2 separate regions of the Homo sapiens genome follow, and region 1 is linked to region 2. Evidence: read pairs that join two places in POLR2A ChIA-PET (ENCODE). Cell type or tissue: HepG2. All regions are shown on one strand. Links, peaks and the distances in the headings refer to the core of each region. The heading gives the core; the rest is flanking DNA. Region 1 overlaps TM4SF5 (transmembrane 4 L six family member 5). Region 2 overlaps ARRB2 (arrestin beta 2).

Region 1 (12,171 bases), core at 1,790-9,789, 57 kb after region 2:
TCAGCCTCCCAAAGTGCTAGAATTATAGATGTGAGCCACCACGCCTGGCCAAGACTAGGATCTGTCAGAAGTGGAGGAAAAGGAGACACAGATTTCCCCAATTTACTAACCCCCATCTTCCAACTCTCCACCCATTCAGGGAAACTTTGGGATGGTCAACCTCGTTTAATATCTTCATGCGATAAAGACAAAAGATCTACCCAGCACAGTTCCCCACTTCTCAGGACAGTTGGCTAATGACATTCTCCAGGGGAGAGCTCCCCTTGGTCCCTTTTGCTGGTCACACCTCGCTGGTCACACCTCTATTTGCTAAAAGAGGATACCTCTCCTTTAACCAACAATCCCCTCTTACTCTCTAGTATCTTTTCTTCTACTCCCTCCTCCTGCATGGATTCTTGGCTGCTGTACTCTACTCTATCGCTCTAAACTCAACTCTCTTTGAGAGTCACACTCCTCTCAGGCTGACACACTTAGCCATTGTCACGGGGTGCTCCCTCTGCAACCTGAACCACCCCTGTCTCCCCACACTCCTCTGCCCCATCTAACCAGCTTGCTTCAGCGGAGCTCCCTGAGTCTGCCTTCCCCAAATATGCATTCACAGCTGCCTTCCCTCCACCTCTGTGCCCAGAGTCACTCTCAAGAAGCACCACCCGGTGGGCATGGTGGCTTACGCCTGTAATCCCAACACTTTGGGAGGCCGAGGCGGGCCAATCACCTGAGGTCAGGAGTTCAAGACCAGCCTGGCCAACATGGTGAAACCCCGTCTCTACTTAAAGAAATATACAAAAATTAGCCAGGCATAGTGGCGGGCGCCTGTAATCCCAGCTACTCGGGAGACTGAGGCAGGAGAACCCGGGAGGCAGAGGTTGCAGTGAGGCGAGATTGCGCCATTGTGCTCCAGCCTGGGCGACAGAGCAAGACTCCATCTCATACATAAATAAACAAATAAATAAGCACTGCTGTATATCACAGGGACACAGACAGGTTCCTGCTCTCCCTGAAGCTTGTGTTCCCTTTGGTAAGGCCACCAGTCTCACGGAAGCAAGGCTGGAAGTCCCACGAGAGCAAGCACTGCCTGCTTTGTTGGCCACTATGTACCCAGTGCTAGACCAGCACCTTGCACTAAACAGACACCCAATTAATAGTCATGGAATGGCAGCGTGTGCCTGTAGTCCTAGTTTGGGCCCAGAAATGAAAGATTGCAGTGAGCTATGACCACGCGCCACTGCACTCCAGCCTGGGCAACAGAGCAAGACCTTGTCTCAAGAAAATAAAAAATAAAAAAGTCATTGAATGAAGTATAGAACTAGGCAAGGCAATTTCAGATAGAAGTAGGTACCATCGGCCGGGCGCAGTGGCTCATGCCTGTAATCCCAGCACTTTGGGAGGCTGAGGCAGGCGGATCACCGAGGTCAGGAGTTCACGACCAGCCTGACCAACATGCAGAAATCCTGTCTCTACTAAAAATACAAAAATTAGCCAGGCGTGGTGGCGCATGCCTGTAGTCCCAGCTACTCAGGAAGCTGAGGCAGGAGAATTGCTTGAACCCGAGAGGCGGAGGTTGCAGTGAACCAAGATTGCACCATTGTACTCCAGCCTGGGCAACAAGAGTGAAACTCTGTCTCAAAAGTAAAAAATAAAAATAAAATGAAATGGTGCTGGCATGAAGAGCTCCTAGGCAAAGCAGATGCCACTTTTTATAGGATTTTCAGGGACAGGCTCTATGAGGTGATGTCTGAACTGAGACCCAAATGACAAGAAGAAGGTGTGAGTGTTGCAGACACTAGGGGCTGGTAGTACAAAGCCTAAGGTGGGAACAAGCTCTACACTTCTGAGGATCAGACAGGTGGCCGGTGAGGTGAGATGTAATGAGATGAGGTCTGAGGAGGGCAGAGGCTAGGCCTGGAACACCCTGAAAAGCCACAGTGGAGTCATTTGAATTTTTATTATTATAAGTACAACAGAAAACTATTGAAGGACTTTTTTTTTTTTTTGAGACGGAATCTCACTGTGTCGCCCGGGCTGCAGTGCAGTGGTGCGATCTCGGTTCACTACAAGCTCCACCTCTTGGGTTCACGCCATTCTCCTGCCTCAGCCTCCCGAGTAGCTGGGACTACAGGCGCCCGCCACCACGCACAGCAAATTTTTTTTTTTTGTATTTTTAGTAGAGATGGGGTTTCACCGTGTTAGCCAGGATGGTCTCGATCTCCTGACCTTGTGATCCACCCGCCTCGGCCTCCTAAAGTGCTGGGATTACAGGAGTGAGCCACCGCGCCATGCCCTATTGAAGGACTTTTGGCACTTTGTTTTTTGACGGTTTAAAACTTTTTATTTAAGTCACACAGACAAGTACCCAGATCCTTAGTACACAGCTCAACAAACTTTTACAAAGTGAGCACATCTGAGCCCAGGTCAAGAAACAGATCATTACCAGAAGCCCAGACATGCTTCTCACCACACACGGAACCCCAGAATCACTTCACCAACAAGCGTAACCACTATTCTGTCTTCTAACCCCATAGACGAGTTTGGCTTATTTTGCACTTTACACAAATGGAATGATAGAGTATGTGTCTGGCTTTTTTTTGAGACGGAGCTGTTGCCCAGGCTGGAGTGCAGTGGCGCTATCTCAGCTCACTGCAACCTCCGCCTCCCAGGTTCAAATGATTCTCATGCCTCAGCCTCCAGAGTAGCTGGGGTTACAGGCATGAGCCACCACGCCTGGCTAATTTTTGTATTTACTTTAGTAGAGATGGGGGTTTCGCCATGTTGGTCAGGCTGGTCTCGCACTCCCGACCTCAGGTGATCCACCCACCTCGGCCTCCCCAAGTGCTGGGATTACGAGCGTGAGCCACCGCGCCTGGCCTGTGTCTGGCTTCTTTAGCTCCATATTACGTTTGTGAGAGCCACCCATATTATCAGGTGTAGCTGTAGTTTTCTTTTTTTCTTATACATTCTATTATGTGACTATACCTCATTTATACATTCTACTGTTTGTTTGTTTGTTTTTTTGCTTTTTTGCTTTTTTGTTTTTTTTGAAACAGAGTCTCGCTCTGTCACCCAGGCTGGAGTACAATGGCGCCATCTCGGCTCACTGCAACCTCTGACTCCCAGGTTCACATGATTCTCCTGCCTCAGCCTCCTGAGTAGCTGGGATTACAGGCATGTGCCACCGTGCCCAGTTAATTTTTGTATTTTTAGTAGAGACGGGGTTTCGCGATATTGGTCAGGCTGGTTTTGAACTCCCAACCTTAGGTGATCCGCCTGCCTCGGCCTCCCAGAGTACTGGGATTACAGGCATAAGCCACTGTGCCCGGCCCATTCTACTGTTGAAGGAGATCTGGATCATTCCCAGTTTGGTTTTTTTGCAAATAATGCTGCTATAAATATTCTTGTAGATGTATTTAGGTACAAATACGTGTGCATTTCTATTGGATAAAAACCTAGCAGTAAAACTGCTGATTCTTAAGACATGCAAGTATTCAGCGCTAATAGATATTGCCAGTTTTCTGTAGTTCTTAGTGTGAGAGGTCTGGTTGCTCCACACGCCACTGGAATGAAGAAGACTCCTTTGACCACTGTGTGGAGAATGGGTAGTAGAAGGTCTGCAATATATACAGAAAAAGACCAAACTGAGCTGGGCGTGGGGCCTCAAGCCTGTAATCCCAGCACTTTTGGAGGCCGAGGCCAGCGGATCATGAGGTCAGGAGTTCGAGACCAGCCTGACCAACATGGCGAAACCCCGTCTCTACTAAAAATACAAAGTTAGCAGGGCATGGTGGTGCATGCCTGTAATCCCAGCTACTCGGAAGGCTGAGGCAGGAGAATCTCCTGAACCCAGCAGACAGAGGTTACAGTGAGCCGAGATCATGCCACTGCAATCCAGCCTGGGTGACAGAGCAAGACTCCATCTCAAAAAAAAAAAAAAAGAAAAAGAAAAGACCAAACTGAGGTCACGGAAGACATCCAGGAGAGATGAGAGTGGCTTGGACTAGGCCAGTGGCTATGGAAATGGAGAAATATGAGCTGATTCAGGCTATAAGCACAGTGTTTTCTTCTTCATTTATGATGACACTTTTCACTAAGACAAAAAGATGGTGAAGAATGAGACAGAGAAGCACATACTACAAAGGGAAGCAAACACTTTAATCAAAAGAGTAAAAATCTCAAATAGGGCCAGGTGTGGTGGCTCATGCCTGTAAAATCCCAACACTTTGGGAGGTGGAGGCAGGAGAATCGCTTGAGTCCCAGCATTCAAGACCAGCCTGGGCAACATAGTGAGACTCTATCTCAACAAAAATTTTAAAATTAGCTGGGTCTGGCCAGGTGCGGTGGCTCACACCTGTAATCCCAGCACTTTGGGAGGCCGAAGCAGGCTGATCAGCTGAGGTCAGGAGTTTGAGACCAGCCTGACCAACATGGAGAAACTTTGTCTCTACTAAAAATACAAAGTTAGCAGGGCGTGGTGGCGCATGCATGTAATCCCAGCTACTCGGGAGGCTGAGGCAGGAGAATCACCTGAACACGGGAGGCAGAGGTTACAGCGAGCCAAGATCGCGCCATTGCACTCCAGCCTGGGCAACAAGAGCAAAACTTCGTCTCAAAAAAGAAAAAATTAGCTGAGTGTGGTGGTACAAGCCTGTAATCCCAGCTACTCTAATGCTAAGGTGAGAGGATCACTTGAGCCCAGGAGGTCGAGGCTGCAGTGAGCCATGATCATGCCACTGCACTCCAGTCTGGGCAACAGTGTGAGACCCTCTCTCAAACAAAAGCAGAAACCTCAGACAAGTAGATCATTCAAAATTGGTAAATCCAAAAGGCAATTCTAGGTGTGTTTGGATCCACAAGCCTCCAGTAAGTGACCTAACCAGGGAGGTAAAGTAAGGTGTCAGCATGGGTCCTGGCCCTGCCATGAGACAGGAAGAAGAGAGAGCAGGTGTTTCTCTGAGGTTGCTGGGGATGATATAATAGAACTGAAACTCTCAGCCCTTTCCCTGGAGAAGCACAAAATGCTGCCTTGGATGGTATGTGCCAGATAAGACACATGAGGAGCCAGGCACAGTGGCTCATGCCTGTAATCCCAGCAATTTGGGAGGCTGAAGCAGGAGGATTGCTTGAGCCCAGGAGTTCGAGATCAGCTAGGCAACATGGTAAGACATGAACTCTCCAAAAAAATTAGCCAGGCATGTTGTTCCGCACCTTTAGTCCCAGCTACTCGGGAGGCCGAGGTGAGAAGATCATTTGAGCCCAGGAGGTTGAGGATGCAGTGAGCCATGATTGCACCACTGCATTCCAGCCTGGATGACAGAGTGAGATCCTGTCTCAAAAAGCAAACACACACACACACGAAAGCAAGAAGCAAGACAGCTGTGGAATTCCAGAGATAGGAGACAGGCAAAGAACCTGACCTGGTGCAACGAAGATAAAGGTAACGGAGCCAGATGAGGAGGCTTAAATGCCTTACAAGAGTTAGGCGTTCAAGTTACAAGTCTTGGCCAGGCGCGGTGGCTCACGCTTGTAATCCCAGCACTTTGGGAGGCTGAGGCAGGCGGATCACGAGGTCAGGAGATCAAGACCATTCTGGCCAACATGATGAAACCCCGTCTCTACTAAAAATACAAAAAATTAGCCCGGCGTGGTGGCATGTGCATGTAGTCCCAGCTACTCAGGAGGCTGAGGCAGGAGAATCACTTGAACCTGGGAGGTGGAGGTTGCAGTGAGCCAAGATCACACCACTGTACTCCAACCTGGTGACAGAGTGAGACTCCGTCTCAAAAAAAAAAAAAAAAAAAGAGTTCAGTCTTGATGGGCTTCTCTGTGAAGAGACCCTAAAGGATTTGAGCAGAGAAAAGACCAGTTGAAAGCTATGTTTAGGCCAGATGCAGTGACTTACACCTGTAATCCCAGCAATTTGGTAGGCCAGGGCAGGAGGAGCCCAGGAGTTCAAGACCAGCCTGAGCAAATAGCAAGACCCCATGTCTACAAAATTTTTTTTAATTAGCTGGGAATGATGACGCATGCCTGCGATACCAGCTACTCAGGAGGCTGAGGCAGGAGGATCACTTGAGCCCAGGAGGTCAAGGCTAAAGTCAGCCACGATCAAGCCACTGCATTCCAGCCTGGGTGGCAGAGTGAGACCCTGTTTCAAAAAGAAAGAAAGAAAAAAAAAAGCTATGTTTAACCTGATAGAGGATAGAGTGTAGGGTGGCATGGGGCAAGAGCTATGAGAGTGTAATAGGGAGGCTGAGAACACCCTCATGGGAGGTGATGAGGGATTCAATGTGGGGAGGAACTCACAGATTCAGGAGCCACTTAAGTAAAAGTTGAGAAAATTTGATGTCTTTCTGGGTGCAAGATTAAAGCTTTCCAGCCTGGCTGACCTAGTAGATGTTATTTTTTCCACTGATGGAGACAAGAAAGTCAAAGGGAGATGAATTTGAGGAATATTGTGAGATGAGCGTGAGGCTGGTTGAATTTGAGCTAAAACCAAGATATTCAAGTGAACATAGGATCTGGAGGCATCAGTTTTGGAGGCAACTTCTGGCAGAGTGAAGAGCTGATTCCCTGAAAGGGGATGGGCATTGTTAGGAAAGCCACAGGGAGAAAAAAAGACCAAGGCTTGAATCTTGGAAAATGCTACACTCCATATCAGACCATCCACTAGCACTCTTCCACACTCTACTGTAATCCCAATTCACCAGACACTCCAACACCTCTATCCCTTCCTGCTGCTGAGGGAACTTATAAATATTGAGTTACTCTGAGCTGGTCTTTTTTTTTTTTTTTTTTTGAGATGGAGTTTCGCTCTTATTGCCCGGGTTGGAGTACAGTGGCACGATCTCAGCTCACCACAACCTCCACCTCCCAGGTTCAAGTAATTCTCCTGCCTCAGCCCCCCGAGTAGCTGAGATTATAGGCATGCGCCACCACGCCCGGCTAATTTTGTATTTTTAGCAGAGTTGGGGTTTCTCCATGTTGGTCAGGCTGGTCTTGAACTTCCGACCTCAGGTGATCCACCAGCCTCAGCCTCTCAACATGCTGGGATTTCAGGCGTGAACCACCGCGCCCGGCCTCTGAGCCAGTCTTAACACCTAGTCAGCTTGTTCTCCCATTAAATCCTGAGAACAGACCTGTGAGGTAGATCTTCCAGACCCATTTTATACAGGCAAAACTGAGACCCTGAGAGATGAATCAATTCATAGCATGTGAAGTAGTTTCCCTGATTTCCATTCAGTAGGGCACCTACTATGTGCCAAGATTGGGGAAAATAATGATATTGGGCCCTACCCTCTAGAGGCCACAATCTGGACAGAGATAAGGTAGGCACGTAAATAAGGATAAAGTAAGGTGAAGCCCAGCAGCTCCAGGAGACGTAGAGATAAGGTCTTCTACAGTCCAAAGGGCTGAAGGCATCACAGGCAGCTTCCTGAAGGAGGTAGGCACTGATGCAAGTCAGGCCTGGAGGATCTGGGGGGACGTGCTATAACAATGACTCTTGTCCCACAGGTACTGTGTCCGGGGATTGCAGCCGTTCGGGCAGGGGGCAAGGGCTGCTGTGGTGCTGGGTGCTGTGGAAACCGCTGCAGGGTAAGATCCAGATTAAGAAGGAATTCAGGGCTGGGGGTGGTGTCTCATGCCTGTAATCCCAACACTTTAGCAGGCTGAGGTGGGAGTACGGCTTGAGCCAGGAGTTCTAGACCAGCCCAGGAAACATGGCAAGATCCCTATCTCTACTAACAATACAAAAATTAGCCGGGCGTGGTGGCAAGCACCTGCAATCTCGGCTACTTGGGAGGCTGAGGTGGGAGGGCCGCTTGAGCCCAGGAGGTCCAGGCTGCAGTAAGCAGTGATTTAAAAAAAAAAAAAAAAAAAAAAAAAGAAGAGAAAAGATACAGAAATTAGCCAGGCGTGGTGGCGGGCACCTGTAATCCCAGCTACTCAGGAGGCTGAGGCAGGAAAATCACTTGAACCCTGGAGGCAGAGGTTGCAATGGGCCGAGATCACACCATTGCACTCCAGCCTGGGCAACAAGAGTGAAACTCTGTCTCAAAAAAAAGAAAAGAAAAGATACAGAAATTAGCCTGGTGTGGTGGTGGGCGCCTGTAATCCCAGCTACTCAGGAGGCTGAGGCAGGAGATTACGGTGAGCCAAGATTGTGCCATTGCATTCCAGCCTGGGCAACAAGAGCAAAACTCCGCCTCAAAAAAAATGTATTTTTATTTTATTTTACATTTATTTATCTTATTTATTTTAGACATAGTCTTGGTCTGTCACCCAGGCTGGAGTACAGTGGCACGATCTTGGCTCACTGCAGCTTCCGCCTCCCTAGTTCAAGCCATTCTTGTTCTTCCAGCCTCCCAAGTAGCTGGGATTACAGGCGCCTGCCACCACACCCAGCTAATTTTTATATTTTTAGTAGAGACGGGGTTTCACTGTTGGCCAGAGTGGTCTGAAACTCCTGGCCTCAGGCGATCTGCCCCCCTTGGCCTCCCAAAGTGCTGGGATTACAGGTGTGAGATATCGTGCCCAGCCTCGAGTCAGGTTTAAAATAAATTTCCCTTCAAACCCCGGGCTTGCAGTTAGGCTAACCTGAAAGCCAGCGGCCGCCGAGATTCACTGGGGTTGTAGTTCCCCCCTCTCCCCTTCACCCGCCTACCCCTCAGGATCATTGAGATCTGAGATTTGTGGGTGCCAGGGAAGGGTGGGGTGGGGCCTGGGAGTCCGCAGAGGAGCTTGTGTAGCTAGGAATTCCATAGAGAGTGCTGTGGTTCTGCAAGGACAGGTGCAGAAACAGAGTCCGAATTTCTAATTTTTTTTTTTTTTTTTCTTTTTGAGACGGGGTCTGGCTCTGTCGCCCAGGCTGGAGTGCAGTGGTGCGATCTCGGCTCATTGCAACCTCCGCCTCCCATGTTCAAGCTATTCTCCTGCCTCAGCCTCGGGCATGTGCCACCACACCCGGCTAATTTTTGTATTTTCAGTAAAGACAAGGTTTCTCCATGTTGGCCAGGCTGGTCTTGAACTCTCGACCTCAGGAGATCCACCCGCCTCAGCCTCCCAAAGTGCTGAGATTACAGGGGTGAGCCACCGCGCCCGGCATTAAAAAATACATTTTAACAACCCGACTGGAGCAGATTTCGATAATGCGTGGGGGCTGGCGCTGAGCGTCGTCACCCACAGGTGGGGAGATTGGGCCTTACCTCCCCTTCCACACCACATCCAGATGCTGCGCTCGGTCTTCTCCTCGGCGTTCGGGGTGCTTGGTGCCATCTACTGCCTCTCGGTGTCTGGAGCTGGGCTCCGAAATGGACCCAGATGCTTAATGAACGGCGAGTGGGGCTACCACTTCGAAGACACCGCGTAAGGTTTAGCCTGTATTCGTGTCCTCCATTCTCTGCCTCTTCCCTCCCGCCCTTCCCCCGTGGACTGGGACACCTGGGCGGGACTCGACTTCGAGGGCACTCGCTCCACGTGGGCTACCTGGGCCTTAGCAAATCCCCTGGGACGTATTCTTGGGGGCGGGGTGGCGCACGCGCACGCTGCCTTCTCCCACGTGGCCTCACCCCTCCCACAGGGGAGCTTACTTGCTCAACCGCACTCTATGGGATCGGTGCGAGGCGCCCCCTCGCGTGGTCCCCTGGAATGTGACGCTCTTCTCGCTGCTGGTGGCCGCCTCCTGCCTGGAGATAGTACTGTGTGGGATCCAGCTGGTGAACGCGACCATTGGTGTCTTCTGCGGCGATTGCAGGAAAAAACAGGTGAAATTTCTTGCGGTGGAGTTGTAGAGGGAACCTGCCTGGTCCTGGCTGCGTTCTCACCTTCTCTTTTCCGCAGGACACACCTCACTGAGGCTCCACTGACCGCCGGGTTACACCTGCTCCTTCCTGGACGCTCACTCCCTTGCTCGCTAGAATAAACTGCTTTGCGCTCTCTTCTCTGTCTGAGATTGTGCCTTCTGTAAGGAGGAGTGTGCGAGAGGCTACGGATACACCTGGCCTTTGGGGCCCCTGCACCCCACTTGTACTTTCTTAACGAATAGATACTGAGCTATTTGGTTGCGCTGGAAATAAGGACGGTAAACAAGACAGACAAGTTTTATTCTCTCAAAGAACTTGGCATTCCAAGAGTGGAAGATAGGCAATTTTTAAAAGAAGCAAAAAATTATTTCAATAGGTAATAAGCACTTTTTTTTTTTTTTTTTGACAGGGTCTCGCTGTCACTCAGGCTGGAAGGCCGTGGTACGATCTCGGTTCACTGCATCCTCCACCTCCTGGGCTCAAGCAATCCTCCCGTCTCAGCCTCCCAAGTAGCTGGGACCATAGGCATATGCCACCATGCCTTGCTAACTTTTTTGTATTTTTTGTAGAGACGAGGTTGCCCAGGCTGGTCTCGAACTCCTGAGCAAAAGTAATCCTCCCACTTCAGGCTCCCAAAGTATTGGGATTACAGGCTTGAGCCACCGTGCGTGGCCGATAAGCACTTTTTAAAAGCATGTTGGTAATGGGATTGATATTGACTTATGGAGAGACTCTCTTTTATGACAGGGAAAATTTGAGAAAATGAAATTTGAGCTAAGATCAGGAAGGCTTGCTAACCATCTGGATATTTGGGGGATTATAGGCAGAGAGAACAGCAAGGACAAAGATCCTAAACAGGGATCAGTTCTGTAGGAGAAAATAATGAAAACTATGGAAAAGACACTGTAACCTCTTAAGCTCTAGAAAATGGAACTGTAAAGCCATTGTGGCCTTGTCACCTCCTAATTTGATAGAATTTTTTTTTTTTGCTTTTTTTGACAGGGTCTCACTTTGTCACTCAGGCTGGAGTGCAGTGGCACGATCTCGGCTCATTGCAGCCTCCACCTCCTGGGCTAAAGCAATCCTCCTGCCTCTGCCTCCTGAGTAGCTGGGACTACAGGCGCACACCACCATACCCCTGCTAATTTTTGTACTTTTTGTAGAGAGGGGATTTCACCATGTTGCCCAGGCTGGTCTCCAACTGCTGAGCTTAAACAATCCACCCACCTCAGCCTCCCAGAGTGCTGAGATTACAGCTGTGAGCCACCACATCTGGCCATAATTTGGTAGAATTTTCTTAATCTTAGGTCACTGGTTCAGAAAGGAGACAACCTAGGCACCTAATGGGGGCAGGGTGTCTGCAGACTCTCTCAGAAAGCCAGACTTCCTGGGCCCGCACGATGGTGCAAGCCGGTAATCCCAAAACTTTGGAAGGCTGAAGCCAGTGGATCACTTGAGGTCAGGAGTTTGAGACCAGCTTGGCCAACATGGGGAAACTCCATCTCTACTAAAAATACAAAAATTAGCTGGGCATGGTGGTGGGTACCAGTAGTCCCAACTACTCAGGAGGCTGAGGCAGAAGAATCGTTTGAACCCAGGAGGTGGAAGTTGCAGTGAGCCAAGATCATACCACTGCACTCCAGCCTGAGTGACAGAGTGAGACTCCAAAAAAAAAAAAAAAAAAAAAAGCCAGACTTCCATCACTTGTCTGAAAATTATCTGTTTAAGTGCGTTTTTCTCGAGTCCATAACTTTTCAGCAATCTACCATAGACCCCTGAGACCAAATCCAAATGTATGCCTCACCTAATGCTAAGTTAGGAGGGGAAAAGGAGACTCAGTTCCCCATCCCTTAAACAGGCGAGACCAGCCGGGCATGGTGTCTCACGCCTGTAATCCCAGCACTTTGGGAGGCCAAGGTGGGCGGATCATGAGGTCAGGAGATCGAGACCATCCTGGCTAACACGGTGAAACCCCGTCTCTACTAAAAATACAAAAAAAAAAAAAAAAAATTAGCCGGGCGTAGTGGCGGGCGCCTGTAGTCCCAGCTACTCGGGAGGCTGAGGCAGGAGAACGGCGTGAACCCGGGAGGCAGAGCTTGCAGTGAGCCGAGTGAGCCACTGCACTCCAGCCTGGGGGACAGAGCGATACTCCGTCTCAAATAAATAAATTAATAAATAAATAAATGAAATAAACAGGCGAGACCAAAGTCAACTCAGAGAAGCTTTAATAGCAAGAGGTGGGACTAGCCTCCTGGCCCGGGAGAGAGCGGCGGCGGCGGCGCCGTTCAACTGCGGCAGCAGAATAAGCGCGCGTCGTTCAGCGCAGTGTCATCGCCGAGGCCTCTAGGTCCCTGGATCTTGGTCTGCAGGCCGCACG
Region 2 (11,012 bases), core at 885-8,884:
AAGACTTAGTCCCCAGGGTCGTGAGACCACAATGAGGCAAGAGTCCCTGCCCGAGAGGAGGGAAGGGGGAGGAAGAAAGGGCAGTGATGGTGGCGGGAGCCTCCGGTAAGATGTGGCCTTTTCTCCCCTCCCCGAGGCCTGCGGCGTAGACTTTGAGATTCGAGCCTTCTGTGCTAAATCACTAGAAGAGAAAAGCCACAAAAGGTAAGGGAAGTGACCTCCTCTGTGGTGTAAGAGGAGGCTTTCCTCCCCGCTTCCAGGAGCCCAGGCCCCGTGCGGGGGAGGAGTAGGGTTGGGGTGTGTGAGGAATGACCCCTCCTGCCCCTACTCTGATCCCAGGAACTCTGTGCGGCTGGTGATCCGAAAGGTGCAGTTCGCCCCGGAGAAACCCGGCCCCCAGCCTTCAGCCGAAACCACACGCCACTTCCTCATGTCTGACCGGTCCCTGCACCTCGAGGCTTCCCTGGACAAGGAGGTGGGGCGTGAGAGGGTGACACGGATGCCACGGTGCAGTTTAGACCCTGGGGGAGGGGCGAAGCCACACATCAAGAGGACATTTGTAAAGGAGGTTGCCTTGGCTGGGTGTGGACAGTTGCCGTGGGCTTGGGTTTGAGGGGAGGGGGCCAGAACAATGTGTCTGTGTTTGGGGACACACTGATGATGGGAACAGTGAAAACCAGTTCCAATTCACATGACCCCCTCCCCCCAAAAGCTGTACTACCATGGGGAGCCCCTCAATGTAAATGTCCACGTCACCAACAACTCCACCAAGACCGTCAAGAAGATCAAAGTCTCTGGTAGGAGGTGGGGTTTGGAAGGGGGTCTTCGGGGAGGGCGTTACTGCACAGGTGGCTCCTGGTGTGATCTCAGCCCAGGCCATTTCCCAGTGCGGGAGACCCACCAGGGCTCAAAGAATTTAGGTTGTTCCATAATGATACGGGGAGCCTCGGTGTTTACTGCTTCAGTGGGGAGCATGGGGGGGCCACGCCACGGGGTCTGGAGTTGTGGTGTGGTGGTGGCTTGTGCTCCATCCAGAGCTGCCTGACCCCGTCCCACCCCACAGTGAGACAGTACGCCGACATCTGCCTCTTCAGCACCGCCCAGTACAAGTGTCCTGTGGCTCAACTCGAACAAGAGTGAGTATCGGGAGAGACCCATGTTCCAATCTAGGGGAGAAGAGCAGGATCAGGAGAATGTGAGGTGGAGGAAGAATTCTTCCTGAGCCATCTCCACCTTTTTTTTTTTTTTTGAGATGGAGTTTTTGCTCTTGTTGCCCAGCCTGGAGTGCAATGGGGCAACCTCTGCTCACTGCAACCTCCACCTCCCGGGTTCAAGCGATTCTCCTGCCTCAGCCTCCCACGTAGCTGGGACTACAGGCATGCACCACCATACCCGGCTTATTTTTAATAGAGACGAGGTTTCACCATGTTGGCCAAGCTAGTTGCGAACCCCTGACCTCAAGTGACCCACCCGTCGCGGCCTCTCAAAGTGCTGGGATTACAGGCGTGAGCCGCCGCGACCGGCCACCATCTTCACTTAAAAGGGTATTCCCTCCACAGCCAGGCTCCAGGCTGTTAATTTTCTTGAGCACGTTGAGCCAAAACCTACTCCCTTGTGACCTGTGCCCAAAGAAACAAGGGACTAGTGAGGGGGAGATGCTGCTTGGGGGTCATAGGCCGCCCCTTGCCCAGCCCAGCGCCCCTAAGCATCTTGTTCTCTTGTCCCCACCCCCAGTGACCAGGTATCTCCCAGCTCCACATTCTGTAAGGTGTACACCATAACCCCACTGCTCAGCGACAACCGGGAGAAGCGGGGTCTCGCCCTGGATGGGAAACTCAAGCACGAGGACACCAACCTGGCTTCCAGCACCATGTGAGGGTGGGGCTGGGGCGGGTCCCCTGCAGGCCAGGGGCCAGACGTCGGTTCAGTGCTCTATCCTAGTGTGCCAGGGATGTATCAGTGAACAGAAGAGACAAAAAGAACTCTTACATTCTAGGGGAGGGAGGATAGCCAAATCTGATCAGTGGTCACTGTACAGCAGGTTTAGTGACAAGTATGAAGGAGAAAAAGCCAGGCAGAGAAGGAAGGGATGGGGGGCAGTGAGGTGCGAAGGTGAATTCGGAGTAAGGACCCAGCGGAAGTAAGCAATGTGGGTGAGCAGGAAAGGAGGGTTCTGGGCAGAGAGAAAACAAAGACTCAGAGGTGGGGCAGCCTGGGGTGTTGGAGGAATGGGGAGGTGCCATCGTGCCCTCGGGCAGGAGCAGCCCTGGAGGTCCCCAGCTTCACAAAGGGCTGGATTTCACCTCTCCGGATGCCTTTGTTCAGGGTTCTCACTGCACAGCCACACACAGCAGGCCCGGAGGGCAACTTAGGGAGAAGAACTAAGTACCAGGAGAGGAGGAGGAGGTGAGGTCAGGGGCTAATGGAGAGCCAGACGGTGCAAGGCTGTTAGCGGAGAAGGACGTCAGCTTTTCCTGGAGAGGAGCCAAGGAGGCTCTGAGCAGGGAGTGCAGTGCGCACTGTACCATAACCGCACGGCCTGGGCTGCTGGGGCCCTGGGGGCCTGTGCGAGTTTGTGGTCCTGCCCAGAGTCCCCGTGGGAACCCCACGGTGGGCCAGGTGACAGGGTGATAGGCCCTGGTCTGACTCCAACACCCTCAATTGCAGCGTGAAGGAGGGTGCCAACAAGGAGGTGCTGGGAATCCTGGTGTCCTACAGGGTCAAGGTGAAGCTGGTGGTGTCTCGAGGCGGGTGAGTGTCATGGGGGAGCCTGGGTGGGGGTCACACTGGCTCTCTCTAGTCCCATGTCGTCGTCCTCTTCACGATGCCTCTCCCCTTCCCCAGGGATGTCTCTGTGGAGCTGCCTTTTGTTCTTATGCACCCCAAGCCCCACGACCACATCCCCCTCCCCAGACCCCAGTCAGGTGAGCACACTACCCACCCCAAGCCCTCAGAGGGAGGGCCTGAAGCAGGGCCAGTGGAGGAAAACTGGCCCTTCCAGCACCCACCCCCACACCCCCTCTTCCCGTCCCCCCAGCCGCTCCGGAGACAGATGTCCCTGTGGACACCAACCTCATTGAATTTGATACCAAGTAAGAAACTCATTCCCCTACTTGACCCTCTTGGGACAAAGATTCCTATAACATTCAAATCTGCCCTCATACCTCTTCCTTGCTTTTGGTGGGGAGAAGCGGATTGTAGCATCAAATCAAGATGCCTTAGCCTTGTGAGGCTGCCTCTTGCTGCCTTTTCTTTGTCCCTTCCTGTAAATACCTCTGGTCCCACTGCTGTTCGAACGCCTCTGTCCCAGAGGCCTAGCTTCGGGGAGGGCAGGGAGTGGGAGGCTGGGACAAGAGTCAGAAGCCCTCACCTCACAACCCTCTTTCCCACCACCAAGCTATGCCACAGATGATGACATTGTGTTTGAGGACTTTGCCCGGCTTCGGCTGAAGGGGATGAAGGATGACGACTATGATGATCAACTCTGCTAGGAAGCGGGGTGGGAAGAAGGGAGGGGATGGGGTTGGGAGAGGTGAGGGCAGGATTAAGATCCCCACTGTCAATGGGGGATTGTCCCAGCCCCTCTTCCCTTCCCCTCACCTGGAAGCTTCTTCAACCAATCCCTTCACACTCTCTCCCCCATCCCCCCAAGATACACACTGGACCCTCTCTTGCTGAATGTGGGCATTAATTTTTTGACTGCAGCTCTGCTTCTCCAGCCCCGCCGTGGGTGGCAAGCTGTGTTCATACCTAAATTTTCTGGAAGGGGACAGTGAAAAGAGGAGTGACAGGAGGGAAAGGGGGAGACAAAACTCCTACTCTCAACCTCACACCAACACCTCCCATTATCACTCTCTCTGCCCCCATTCCTTCAAGAGGAGACCCTTTGGGGACAAGGCCGTTTCTTTGTTTCTGAGCATAAAGAAGAAAATAAATCTTTTACTAAGCATGAGTGTGTGTTTTCTCTGTAGTGTTTAGAGAGTGTATGGTGTGCTTATCCATGATTCTGTTAGCTTGTGGGGGAGGACCCAGTCTCTCTTCTGCACCCAAAAGCCACCTGACACGGAGGCTATCAGCAAATGTTTATTGGATGACTGTGCTGTGGCTGTGTTCCAGGGTAAACATCAAAACTTGACTTAGTCCAAACTCAAGGGTGAGGCTTGATAAGGCCACAAAGTGAACTTAGTCATTTCTAGAGGTCACAGTAACTAAACTAACTCGCCTGCACACAGATGCTCACGGGAGCTAGCCAGGGCAGGCCCTTCCCTGTTGCGGCCGACGCACATGACCACCTGTGACCTGTTGTGACCGAGTCGCGTTCATTTCCACTGCTCCTTATGGCTGCTCGAGCCATCTGCTCCTGTGGCTCAGCGGTGCCACAACCGCAGGCCTCACCAGACAAGCCACGTGACGTCTCTGGAGTCTGGTACCTACATTCTAACACAGAAGCTGAGGCTTGGGCAGCAAGAACGTCATGCTGCCGTGGGCCCCTGTCCTAGGGACCACATCTTAGTGCTGTTCATGGGATATTCATCAGGGACTCCCTGAGGCTTGACCGAAGCCCCAGGCTGGGCTGGAGGGAGGTAGCATCACTCCACGAACATTTCTCACCTCCATCATCTGCTTCCACTCCTGAAGCCCAATCTTTCTCCTAAAGCTCCTTCATGCATTCCACAAACAATCTGGATTTGAGTCCCTACAAAGTACCAGGCATAGTATAGCAGTACAACAACAACAACAACAACAAAAACACATTAATTCATTCCCTTTTTTTTTTTTTTCTTTTGAGACAGAGTCTTGCTCTGTCGTCCAGGCTGGAGTGCAATGGTGCCATCTCGGCTCACTGTAACCTCCGCCTCCCAGGTACAAGTGATTCTCCTGCCTCAGCCTCCGGAGTAGCTGGGATTACAGGCGCCCGCCACAACTCCCGGCTAATTTTTGTATTTTTAGTGGAGATGGGGTTTCGCCATGTTGGTCAGGCTGTTCTCAAACTCCTCACCTCAAGTGGTCCACCCGCCTCGGCCTCCCAAAGTGCTGGGATTACAGGTGTGAGCCACCGCGCCAGGCCTCCCTAGTTATTTAACTACAATATCTTTGCTTCAGAGGAGAAGTACTGGAGCCAGGAGAACGCGTGACAGGGAGTTCTGAGCTAGGTTGGGTTTGGGGAAGATTTCCCTGAGAAAGTGACCTTTAAGCAGAGAAGTGAAAGATGAGGGGAGTTCGGGGACCGTCCAGGGATGAGCATTCTGGGCAATGGCAGTGTCGTGTGAAGGCAGGAGGAAACAACACATCTGGGACCTAAAGAGGCCAGAGAGACTGGGACAGAGACAGCCAGAGGCAAAGTAGTTCCTTCTGGCTGCTGAGCCAGATGGGGACAGCTCGCACAGGCCTTTAGTCTATGTTATGACTCGTGACTTCTAGTTAAATCGCCATTTACCCACAAGCTTTAAGTACTGCCAAAAGGCCCGTGACCTTGCTTACCCCGCCACGGCGGCAGCCTCCCCTGCAGAACCTGGACTTTCTCATGCGGAAGAACGGAAGAACCATCCCGCCTAATACCATCTCCAGCATCCCTCCGACTCCCGTGCACCTGCTCCTTGACCTCTAAGCCCAGGTATCTCAATTTTTTTTTTTTTTTTTTTGAGATGGAGTCTTGCTTTCTCACCCAGGCTGGAATGCAATGGTGCTATCTTGGCTCACTGCAACCTCTGCCTCCCAGGTTCAAGCAATTCTTCTGCCTCAGCTTCCCGAGTAACTGGGACTACAGGCACACGCCACCACGCCTGGCTAATTTTTGTATTTTTAGTAAAGACAAGGTTTCGCCATACTGGCCAGGCTGGTCTCGAACTCCTGACCTCCTGATCCGCCCACCTTGGCCCCCCAAAGTGCTGGGATTACAGGCGTGAGCCACCGCGCCTGGCCGATCTCAAATTTTTTTCAGGAGAATCAGAACCCTCGGGGTGCCATGGTAAAAATCCAGAGTTGGGCTCCACCTTTCCCGATTCTGAGTCACAAGGTCCCAAGAAGAATCCAAAAATCCGGATTTTTAATTAGTACACACTTTGAGAAACTGCCCTTTTTATTTATTTAATTAACTTATTTATTATTATCTTTTTTTGAGATGGAGTCTCACTTTGTCACCCAGGCTGGAGTGGAATGGCGCAATCTCAGCTCACTGCAACCTCCGCCTCCCGGGTTCAAGCCGTTCTCCTGCCTCAGCCTCCCGAGTAGCTGGGATTACAGGCACGTGCCACCATGCCTGGCTAATTTTTGTATTTTTATAGAGCCAAGGTCTCGCCATTGCACTCCAGCCTGGGCGACAAGAGCAAAACTCTCTCTCAATAAATAAATAAATAGTCTAATTCAATGGCATTTAGTATACTCACAATGTTGTACAACAATCCCCTCTGTCTACTTCCAAACATTTGGCTTCCTGTATTTTCAATAACAGATAAATTTTTTTAAATTGTCTTTCTTAAGGCCGGGCGCAGTGGCTCACACCTGTGATTTGTAATCCCAGCACTTTGGGAAGCCGAGGCGGGTGGATCGCCTGAGGTCAGGAGTTCGAGAACAGCCTGGCCAACATAGTGACACCCCGTCTCTACTAAAAATACAAAAAATTAGCTGAGCATGGTGGCGGGCGCCAGTAATCCCAGCTACTCGGGAGGCTGAGGCAGGAGAATCACTTGAACCCTGGAGGTGGAGGTTGCAGTGAGCTGAGATTGTGCCACTGCACTCCAGCCTGGGCAACAAGAACAAAACTCCATCTCAGAAAAAAAAAAAAATTCTTTTTGCTTTTTAGGTTCATACACTAGGAAAATTTTTTATATTTATTTTCATGTAGTCAGTTATAATAGCCACACAAAAAAAAAAAAAAAAAAAAAAAAAACAGCTTATGGCCAGGCGCGGTGGCTCATGCCTGTAATCCCAGCACTTTGGGAGGCCGAGGCAGGCGGATCACAAAGTCAGGAGATCGAGACCATCCTGCTAACACGGTGAAACCCCGTCTCTACTAAAAATACAAAAAATTAGCCAGGCGGGGTGGCGGGTGCCTGTAGTCCCAGCTACTCGGGAGGCTGAGCAAGAGAATGGTGTGAACCCGGGAGGTGGAGCTTGCAGTGAGCCGAGATGGTGCCACTGCACTCCAGGCTGGGTGACAGAGCGAGACTCCGTCTCAAAAACAAACAAACAAACAAAAAAACCAGCTGATTGGGTGTTTTGTCACAAAGCTTTTGGCCCTTCTGTTTTCTCACTACTTGACACTTCCTTTTCTTTCCAGCCTATACTTCAAGGTCACCATATCAACCCCTATCTCATCAGCACACTCCACCCTCCATTCACAATCCTGTTCTCAATCCACAGCCTGGATCCATCCAACTATCTCCCTTCTCTGCTCTGAACACAGGGGTTGGTGCTCATACAACCACTTGCTTGTTCATTCAACACATTTTGTTTTTGAGACAGAGTTCTCGCTGTGTCACCCACGCTACAATGCAGTGGCCCAATCTCGACTCACCACAACCTCCGCCTCCCGGGTTCAAGCGATTCTCCTGCCTCAGCCTCCTGAGTAGCTGGGATTACAGGTGCCCGCCACCCCACCTGGCTAATTTTTGTATTTTTTAGTAAAGATGGGGTTTCACCACGTTGGCCAGGCTGGTCTCGAACTCCTGGCCTCATGTGATCCACCTGCCTCAGCCTCCCAAAGTGCTGGGATTACAGGCATCAGCCACCGCGCCTGGCCAACAAACTTTTTTGAACTCATTCTAGGTACCAGACACTAGGTATGAATCTGGGGCTGCTAAAAATATATGGTCTCTAACCCAAGGTGGGCCCCCAACACCCGATAAGCTTTTGTCTCTCTCCATGTCCCTGGTTACCTCCCTCTCCTGCTCCCATCCTATGCACTAATTCTTTTTTTTTTTTTTTTAAGGTGGAGTTTCACTCTTGTTGTCCAGGCTGGAGTACAATGGCACGACCTTGGCTCACTGCAATCTCTGCCTCCCCGGTTCAAGCGATTCTCCCACCTCGGCCTCCCAAGTAGCTGGGATTACAGGCGCCCGCCACCATGCCTGGCTAATTTTTGTATTTTTAGTAGAGACGAGGTTTCACCACGTTGGCCAGGCTGGTCTCAAACTCCTGACCTCAGGTGATCTGCCCGCCTCAGCCTCCCAAAGTGGTAGGATTACAGGCGTGAGCCACCACGCCCAGCTACCTACGCACTAATTTTCTACCTTCCTCATGCTCAAAGTGACTTCTGTTTTTCACAGAGATTAGGCAATGAAGGATGAATAATTTCAATTTCCCACCTCCTACTGACAAACAGTGACATCTACACCAATTCTCCTACACAACCAAGGTTAAGATGCCTTCTCCAGTTCAAAGCTAATCCCTCCACCTGTGCTCAGATTGCTGTCCTCCCACCTCCATTGAGACCTTGATTCACCAAACCACACCCCTCTCCTACCTGTGTCTATGGCTCTTCCTCCATGGTAAATAAGCCCACATAAGTCTATTCCATTTAAGGAAAGAGGAGGGAGGAAGAAAAAAAAGAGGAAGAAGGAAAGGACAAACCAAACAAAACACTCTCCTCTACACTTACGTCTCTTTTTTATTTCCTCTCTTCTTTGGTTTTGTTTTGTTTTGTTTTTTGAGACAGATTTTCGCTCTTGTCACCCAGGCTGGAGTGCAATGGTGAGATCTCAGCTCACTGTAACCTCCGCCTCCTGGGTTCAAGTGATTCTCCAGCTTCAGCCTCCTGAGTAGCTTGGATTACAGGCACCCACCACCATACCCAGCTAATTTTTGTATTTTTAGTAGATACAGGGTTTCACCATGTTGGCCAGGCTGGTCTCGAACTCTTGACCTCATGATCCGCCCGCCTCGGACTCCCAAAGTGCTGGGATTACAGGCATGAGCTACTGCACCCAGCCCTCTCTCACTCTTCATTCTTTCTTTACTTTTTGTTTTCAAAGTTATATATACATATAAAGAATCAGATAGTACTACAAGACCTATTACAATAAAAAGCAGACCCTTCCCACTCTAATTTCCTCCTCCTCAGAGGCAACTACTTTCACCACCTTTTTTTTGAGACAGGGTCTTGCTCTGTCACCCTTGGCATGATCACAGCTTACTGCAGCCTCCTCGATGCCCCAGGCTGAAGAGATCCTCCCACCTCAGCCTCCCAAGTAACTGGGACTACAGGTGCAAGCCACCATGCCCAGCTAGTTTTTTTAACTTTTTTGATTATTTTATTAATTTGTTTTTTTGAGACAGAGTCTCACTCTGTCGCCAAGGCTGGAGTGCAGTGGCACTGTGTCGGCTCACTGCAACCTCCGTCTGCTAGGTTCAAGCAATTCTCCTGCCTCAGCCTCCCGAGTAGCTGGGATTACAGGTGTCCACCACCATGCCCAGCTAGTTTTTATATTTTTAGTAGAGACGGGGTTTCACCATGTTGGCCAGGTTGGTCTTGAACTCCTGACCTCAGGTGATCCACCCACCGTGGCTTCCCAAAGTGTTGGGATGACAGGCGTGAGCCACCGCGCCCGGCCAGTTTTTTTATTTTTTGTAGAGATGGAGTATCCTCACGTTGCTCAGGCTACACCTGGCCTACTTTCACCACCTTTAGATGTTTATTTTGGCATTTACCTCCCTATCTCTAAACATGCTTATTTGGCAACTTCATGATTTTTGTTTTTGTTTGTTTTTTTTGTTTTGAGAGAGGGTCACGCTCTGTCGCCCAGGCTGGAGTGCAATGGTGCAATCTCAGCTCACTGCAACCTCCGCCTCCCATGTTCAAGCGATTCTCTTGTCTCAGCCTCCTGAGTAGCTGGGACTACAGATGCGTGCCACCACGCCCAGCTAATTTTTGTATTTTTAGTAGAGATGGGGTTTCACCATGTTGGCCAGGATGGTTTCCAACTCCCAACCTCAGGTGATCCGCCAGTCCCGGCCTCCCAAAGTGCTGGGATTATAGGCATGAGCCACCACACCTGGCTTGTGTGACAGATTTTTTTCATTACTTCCCTCATGGTTTGATTTTTCAAGGGTGTTTTGTTTGTTTGTTTGTTTTGTTTTTGAGATGGAGTCTTGCTCCAAATTGCAGTGTTACTGATACCTTCTAGTCTTCTGAAAATAATGTTTGTGGAGGAAGGGATCAAGAAATGTAGCACCATCATTTAAATTCCCTCAGGACCAACCCTACTGGACACATAAACAATAGCAACAACATCTACTTTCAATAAAATGTTGGCATTGCTCTCTGCCAATTACCTTGAGAGCCTGACTCTGGAATGAAAAGCTCTATACCGACCCTGGCCTTGAACTCCTGACCTCAAGTGATCCTCCCGCCTCGACCTCCAAAAGTGCTGGGATTGCAGGCATAAGCCACCATGCCCAGCCAAGGATGCTTTTTCGGATTCAATCATGTTTTATACTATCTCTTACCTAAAAGCTTCAACAGTTGTCCCCACCTCCCCCTTTTTATTTTGGTTTCTGTCTTTCATGTTAGAAAGTTTCTTTACATACCTAGAAATTTTTGCTTTCTGCTCACATTTAAGAGCGGGTGCTTAGCTTGACATGGTGGCTCACATCTGCAGTCCCAGCTACTCAGGAGGCTGAGACAGGAAGATCACTTGAGCCCAGGAGTTCAGGACTACAATGACCTATGATTGCGCCACTGCACTCTAGCCTGGGTGACACAGAGAGGCCCTATCTCAAGAAACTAAAAAAAAAAAAAAAAGAGTGAGGTGCCAAGAAGTTGACTAGAATTTCCATGTACACAGTTGGGACTTGCCAACTGTGAGTTTCAGTATGAGGTGATCTGGCCAACTGACTGGTTGGAGAACCCCTGACGTTCACATCGTAAGGTCTTTTCTCACTTACCAAATTCCCCAGAGAAGAGTCTTCCAGTCTCTTACCTGGAAAGTATAAGCCTTGTGCTGGAGTTCTGGAAACTACCACTCACTATATAAACTTTCGTTTTTGTTTTTGTTTTTTCTTGGATACAGGGT

What was found. ChIA-PET counts read pairs that join two places held together with the same protein. Peaks named below come from ENCODE experiments on the same cell type or tissue, not always from the same donor. Only the 100,000 strongest peaks of a DNase experiment are listed, where the experiment ranks them.
Region 1: POLR2A ChIA-PET joins it to region 2 with 16 read pairs; 20 of 35 experiments call an interaction of 5 or more read pairs at or near these places.

The regions. Positions count from the first base shown.
Region 1 is chr17:4,773,283-4,785,453 of GRCh38, forward strand. It overlaps TM4SF5 (transmembrane 4 L six family member 5), which reads left to right. Exons shown (of 5, transcript NM_003963.3): 2 at 7,507-7,587; 3 at 9,221-9,357; 4 at 9,572-9,755; 5 at 9,832-9,929. The coding sequence ends at 9,846. VMO1 (vitelline membrane outer layer 1 homolog) reads right to left here. Exons shown (of 3, transcript NM_182566.3): 3 at 12,003-12,171. The coding sequence ends at 12,080. Among named protein-coding and RNA genes, the nearest start is that of VMO1, 7.0 kb to the right of the region's middle. In HepG2, for the core only: no CTCF peak of the experiment used is centred there; a DNase peak (open chromatin) is centred at 5,319.
Region 2 is chr17:4,717,549-4,728,560 of GRCh38, forward strand. It overlaps ARRB2 (arrestin beta 2), which reads left to right. Exons shown (of 15, transcript NM_004313.4): 7 at 137-204; 8 at 340-475; 9 at 713-797; 10 at 1,064-1,136; 11 at 1,735-1,872; 12 at 2,668-2,751; 13 at 2,845-2,924; 14 at 3,038-3,092; 15 at 3,398-3,949. The coding sequence ends at 3,491. Among named protein-coding and RNA genes, the nearest start is that of MED11, 8.4 kb to the right of the region's middle. RefSeq lists enhancers at 1-169, 704-1,903 and a silencer at 8,173-8,373. In HepG2, for the core only: no CTCF peak of the experiment used is centred there; DNase peaks (open chromatin) are centred at 3,433 and 4,133.